Regions from separate parts of the Homo sapiens genome. Here region 2 is linked to region 1. A link is an interaction called in ENCODE POLR2A ChIA-PET data of the cell type or tissue named here. Cell type or tissue: Panc1. All regions are shown on one strand. Each heading gives the region's core, and the rest is flanking DNA. Links, peaks and the distances in the headings are about the cores only.

Region 1 (3,032 bases), core at 221-2,720:
AGAAATATGTCTGGACTCAAGGGCCAAGCAGGTGAGAGGATGTTTCTGTAACTCTCTTTCTGGGAAATAGCTCCAAAGTTAGTAAGAGATATCCAAGGTTGGATAAGATGGCTGTGTTAGGAATTACCAAGCAAAGACAAATTTGTTGCATCAGATACTCTGCAGAGAGTAACTTCAAGAATGCCAAGTAAACAGTATCACTCACGACAGTATCACATACAAATGCTCCAACCTAGTTTCAGTGTTTGAGGTTCAGAAGTAGTGTCACGTTAAGACAGGGAAATGATGGTTGCTAAAAACAACTTCCTTCCTTCTCCTTATAGAGATTCCTGATGAGATCAAAACCTCAAATGGTTGGGAGGCAGAGGCCTAACTAAAGCATTCAGGCAGCTTGGGTCCCAGACCCCCAATCACTGCCACAGGTCATCTTTTCCCGCATCCTGCCCACTGCCCTACAGGAATGCAAGTGACAAACTTTAAAAAGCTTCTGAAGACCCAAAATCTAAGAAGTGAAGGAAGTGAGAACCTTGTTTTAAAAGCTAACATAGTGAGTTCTGCCATAAAGTCAAAGTCCAGAGAGGCAAATAATGTCTGGCACCCAGACCCTACCGACAGCACATACTCGAAGGGCAATTTTCAGCAAAGTCATCAAGCCCATTCCCTGTGATATACTCTGCCCTCCTACGATGACACCTGGAAGACCTTTCTCCCAGTGTCCCTTATATTTCTAAGTGTACTGTGATAATGCACACTTTGTGTATATGTGCGCCTCTAGGATCCAAAAGGCAGACTGCTCATCTCCCAGGAAGTATTTTAGGAAGAAACATCAAAAGAAAGACAACAGGAGAAAAGGTATTTACATATGTAGAAGGCTATGTACTGGCTACTACTGGAAGCCCATTTCAAAAACTCCCAACTTAAACAAATCTAAACTTATAAAGAGTAATTGCTGACTATGTAAATTATAAAGGATTAACTACATATTTATACTACTTAAAGATAGCTCAAGACATTCATACTTACTCTCTGTTACTAAGTCCAAAGGATCTACCATCAGCTGACCCTCCAATCAGCAGCTTGCAAGGAACTTACTTTAGGGGCCAATAAATTGACCTCACCTGAAAAATGATATTTTGAATAATCTAACATTTTATGGAGCAATGATCTAATGTGTTTCTTGTTCCTACACAGGATCCCTAGGGAACAGGAGGGCTTAAGGGGCAAACAGGGTATAAACACTAAGCTATAGCAGGCAGAGTTCAAGTTTAGAAGAAAACAAGCCTATTTCTGTAGCTAAATTCCTCAATCTAGGTCCTCCTCACAGCCAGGCTGCATGAGCAGCTACGGCCTTGTGGTGACTCATGACAATCAGAGCACTGATCAGTAGTGAATCACATGCAACTCTGAAACCGCACAGCTGGAATGTTCAGGGAAAGACAAGAGAAAGGAAGTACCATACCCCGACTGAAGTTGTGGGAGGTGAAGTTTAAAAATTCGCATAAAGCACACAAAAAGCACAGTGGCTCCCAGTAAACGTTTGCAGCAAGGTAGTTACAACTCTCATTCTCACTGGCACCAAATGATCTATCTCCCCTCTGCCCCTTCATAAGCTGTGATGAAGGCAGAAAAATACAAGGAATAGGCAACAATTATTCCACTACAAAACTTCAGCGAGGACAAGCAATGTTCTTTTGTAAAACAGAACCGTCTTGTTATTTGGGAGCTTTTGTGAAATTTTTTTTTTTTTTGGAAACAGAGTCTCACTCTGTTGCCCACGCTGGAGTGTAGTGGTACAATCTTGGCTCACTGCAACCTCTGCCTCCCGGGTTCAAGTGATTCTCCTGCCTCAGCCTTCCAAGTAGCTGGGATTACAGGCACCCGCCACGACGCCTGGCTAATTTTTGTATTTTTAGTAGAGATGGGGTTTCACTATGTTGACTAGGCTGGCCTCGAACTCCTGACCTCAAGTGATCCACCCACCTCGGCCTCTCAAAGTGCTGGGATTACAGGTGTGAGCCACCGTGCCCAGCCAATTCTTTTTTTTTTTTTAGACAAGGTCTCCCTCTGTCACCAAGGCTGGAGTGCAGCGGTGTAGTCATAACTCACTGCAGCCTAGGACTCCTGGGCTCAAACCATCTGCCCACCTCAGTCTCCTGAGTAGCTAGGACTACCAGTATACACCACCATGCCTAGCTAATTTTTTACTTTATTTTATTTTTATAGCAATAGAGTTCCACTATGTTGCCCAGGCTGGTCTCAAACTCTGTCCTCAAATGATCCTCCTGCCTTGGCCTCCCAAAGCTCTGGGATTATAGGCATGAGCCACCACACCCGGCATGGTGGTGCACACCTGTAACAGATAGTATTTTAAATACTATCTGTTAATAAAAGCAGCCAGAGCTCCTTGAAAAATGGCTGATTCCAAGGTTGGGGCAGGGAGAGCAGGAGATGGGAATGGAATATTTTGTGCTGCCAAAAAGTAAGGAAGTGGTCAAAATTTGATAGAGACATGTCAAAAGACCATAGATACAGCTAACATCATACTTAATAGTCAATTATGAGATGCTTTTCCTCTGAGATTAGGAATAAGACAAGGATGTCCACTCTCTCCATTTCTTTTTTATTTTATTTATTTATTTATTTATTTACTTTGAGACAGCGTCTCGCTCTGTTGCCCAGGCTGGAGTGCAGTGGCATGATCTCAGCTCACTGCAACCTCCCCCTCCCAGGTTCAAGTGGTTGTTCTGCCTCAGCCTCCCGAGTAGCTGGGGCTACAGGCACGCGCCACCACACCCAGCTAATTTTTTTTCTTTTTTTTTTTTTTTTTTTTTTTTTTTTTTTTTTTTTTGGATTTTTAGTAAAGATGGGGTTTCACCATATTGGCCAGGCTGGTCTCAAACTCCTGACCTCGTGATCTGCCCACCTCGGCCTCCCAAAGTACTGGGATTACAGGCATGAGCCACCATGCCTAACCTCCATTTCTATTAGACCCTATACTAGAAATTCTAAGCAGTTTGACATGGCAAGAAAAA
Region 2 (3,032 bases), core at 242-2,741, 240 kb before region 1:
TAATAGACATGGCTGCCAGGCTGGACAGGAGCTTAACTCCCCTTATCCAGCAAGGGACATTGTTAAACCCTAGGGATTTGGAAACAGCTTGGGGTTGGGGGAAGGAGCAAAGGGACTTTGGAGATGTGTGAGAGGGGAGTGGGGGACATGGCTGCAGAAATGTGTTTCTCCTTTTCCAGACACTGTCCAGTGTCACTTTTTTTCCTGTTCCTCCTTCCTTATCTCTTTCTCTTTCCCTCTTCCTTCTCTCTCTCTTTCTCTCTCTCTCTCTTGCTCCCTCTCTATTTTTCTCTTTTTCTTTCTTTCCTTATAATTCTCTTCTTTTTTAGGTCATAATAATATATTTTCAGGAAGATAAATGCTATGAAGAAAATAAATTAGGGGCATGTGATTGAGGGTAACTGTGGGACAGATTGAGATTAATTCAGGAGATGATGATGAGAAGGAGGAGTCTATTAAGTCGAGATCTAAATAACAAGAAGGAGACAGCTGTTTAAATCTCTCTCTCTCTCAGAAATGGGATGATATGACAATGTTTTCAATCTCCTATTTCCATTTCATCGTGCCATTTTTGTCATGTTGATAAATATATATTGATGTACAATTTTTTTTTTGAGACAGTCTCACTCTGCTGCCCAGGCTGGAGTGTAGTGTGGCTCAATCTTAGCTCACTGCAACCTTCACTTCCCGGGCTCAAGTGATCCTCCCTCCTCAGCCCCCCAGTAGCTGGGACTACAGGCACAGCCACCATGCTCAACTAATTTTTGTATTTTTAGTAGAGACGAAGTTTCACCATGAGGCTCGTCTCAAACTCCTGAGCTCAGGTGATACACCTGCCTCGGCTTCCCAAAGTGCTGGGATTGCAGGTGTGAGCCACCGTGTCCAGACTGATGTACAATTTTTTTTTTTTTTGAGACGGAGTCTTGCTCTGTGGCCAGGCTGGAGTGCAGTGGTGTGATCTCGGCTCACTGCAACCTCCGCTTTCCAAGTTCAAGCGACTCCTCTGCCTCAGCCTCCCGAGTAGCTGGGACTACAGGCACGCACCACCACTCCCGGCTAATTTTTTGTATTTTAGTAGAGATGGGGTTTCACCATGTTGGCCAGGATGATCTTGATCTCCTGACCTCGTGATCCGCCTGCCTCGGCCTCCCAAAGTGCTGGGATTACAGGCTTGAGCCACCACGCCCGGCCTGATGTATAATTTTTAATGGTCCATAATATCCCAGTGAATATCACTTTATCACAATTTACTTAATCTCCTTCTAATGTTCATTTAGGTTGTATCCAATTTTTTATTATGATAAACAATAGTATGACAGGCATCTATGCATCAGATCTTTTCCCACTTATCTCCTTAGGGCAAATTTCTGGAAATGTGGTAGCTAGATCAAAGAGCATGCTGCCTTTCACGTTTTGATCCAGACAATCTCCCCAAAAGACTAATTAGCATGTTCATTTTCCCATGCTTTCCCTATGGTTGGAATTTTCCATTTTGATAATCTGTGTCAGTGTAAGAGATGTAATATCTCATTGCTGCTTCGACTTGAATTTCTTTGGTCAATAGTAAAGGTAAGTATCTTTTTATTTATCATTTGCTTACATTTCTTTTCTTTCTGACTTTCTTTTTTTTTTTTTTTTTTCCTGAGACGGAGTCTTGCTCTGTCACCCAGGCTGGAGTGCAGTGGCGCAATCTCAGCTCACTGCAGCTCCCAGGTTCAAGCAGTTCTCCTGCCTCAGCCTCCCAAGTATCTGGGATTACAGGCACACACCACGAAGCCCAGCCAATTTTTTGTATATGTGTGTGTGTGTGTGTATATATATATATATATATATATATTTTTTTTTTTTTTTTTTTTTTTTTTTTTGAGACGGAGTCTCGCTCTGTCACCCAGACTGGAGTGTAGTGGCGCAGTCTCGGCTCACTGCAAGCTCCGCCTCCTGAGTTCACACCATTCTTCTGCCTCAGCCTCCCGAGTAGCTGGGACTACAGGCGCTCGCCACTATGCCCGGCTAATTTTTTTTTTTTTGTATTTTTAGTAGAGACGGGGTTTCACCATGTTGGCCAGGCTGGTCTTGAACTCCTGACCTTTTGATCTGCCCACCTTGGCCTCTCAAAGTGCTGGGATTACAGGCATGAGCCCCCACACCTGGCCTGCTTACGTTTCTTTTTGCGAATTAGTTGTTTCCAGTTTTAGCTATTTTTCTATTGAAAAATATATTGTGTTGCAAATACATTCTCTCCATTTGTCACTGGTGTTTCAACCTTGTTTTTATTGAAAGGATACAAAATAAGTCAATAACAAAAAAATTATCAGGTGGGAACAAATGCTATGAAGAAAATAAATTGGGTTATGTGATGAACTTTTTTCTTTTTTCTTCTCTATGTCTCTGACATTCAAAAGCTTAAATGGAGTCTCAGATGAATCAGTCTGTTCCTTTAAGGTCTTTTTACTGCTAAAAAGACATTCTCCACCCACCCCAAGATACAATATAATAATAATAACAATAAATAATCCATATTTTCTCCAGGTGTTTTGTTTCCTCTTTTGGAATTAGGGTCTCACTCTGTCACCAAGCCTGGAGTGCCGTTGTGTGATCATAGCTCACTACAGCCTCAAATTCCTGGGCTCAAGTGATCCTCCCGCCTCAGCCTGCCAAGTAGTTAGGACTACAGATGTGTGCCACCATGCTTAGCTAATTGTTTATTTTTTGCATTTATTTATTTATTTATTTATTTATTGTTTTGAGATTGAGTCTTGCTCTGTTGTCCAGGCTGGAGTGCAGTGGTGTGATCTCGACTCACTGCGACCTCCACCTCCCAGGTTCAAGTGATTCTCCTGCCTTAGCCTCCCGAGTAGCTGGGATTACAGGCATGTGCCACCACACCTGGCTAATTTTCATATTTTTAGTAGAGACGGGGTTTTACCATGTTGGCCAAGCTGGTCTCAAACTCCTGACTTCAAGTGATCTGCCCACCTGGGTCTACCAAAGTGTTGGGATTACAGGCATGAGCCACTGCGCCCGGCCAACTA

Evidence for each region. Peaks named below come from ENCODE experiments on the same cell type or tissue, not always from the same donor. Only the 100,000 strongest peaks of a DNase experiment are listed, where the experiment ranks them.
Region 2: POLR2A ChIA-PET joins it to region 1 with 8 read pairs; 2 of 35 experiments call an interaction of 5 or more read pairs at or near these places.

What each region holds. Positions count from the first base shown.
Region 1 is chr2:218,730,128-218,733,159 of GRCh38, reverse strand. All of the region lies in intron 2 of TTLL4 (tubulin tyrosine ligase like 4), which reads right to left. Among named protein-coding and RNA genes, the nearest start is that of TTLL4, 21 kb to the right of the region's middle. In Panc1, for the core only: no CTCF peak of the experiment used is centred there; a DNase peak (open chromatin) is centred at 1,399; H3K4me3 peaks cover 541 bases; H3K27ac peaks cover 1,437 bases.
Region 2 is chr2:218,965,285-218,968,316 of GRCh38, reverse strand. No RefSeq gene overlaps it. Among named protein-coding and RNA genes, the nearest start is that of CDK5R2, 7.1 kb to the right of the region's middle. In Panc1, for the core only: no CTCF peak of the experiment used is centred there; no DNase peak of the experiment used is centred there.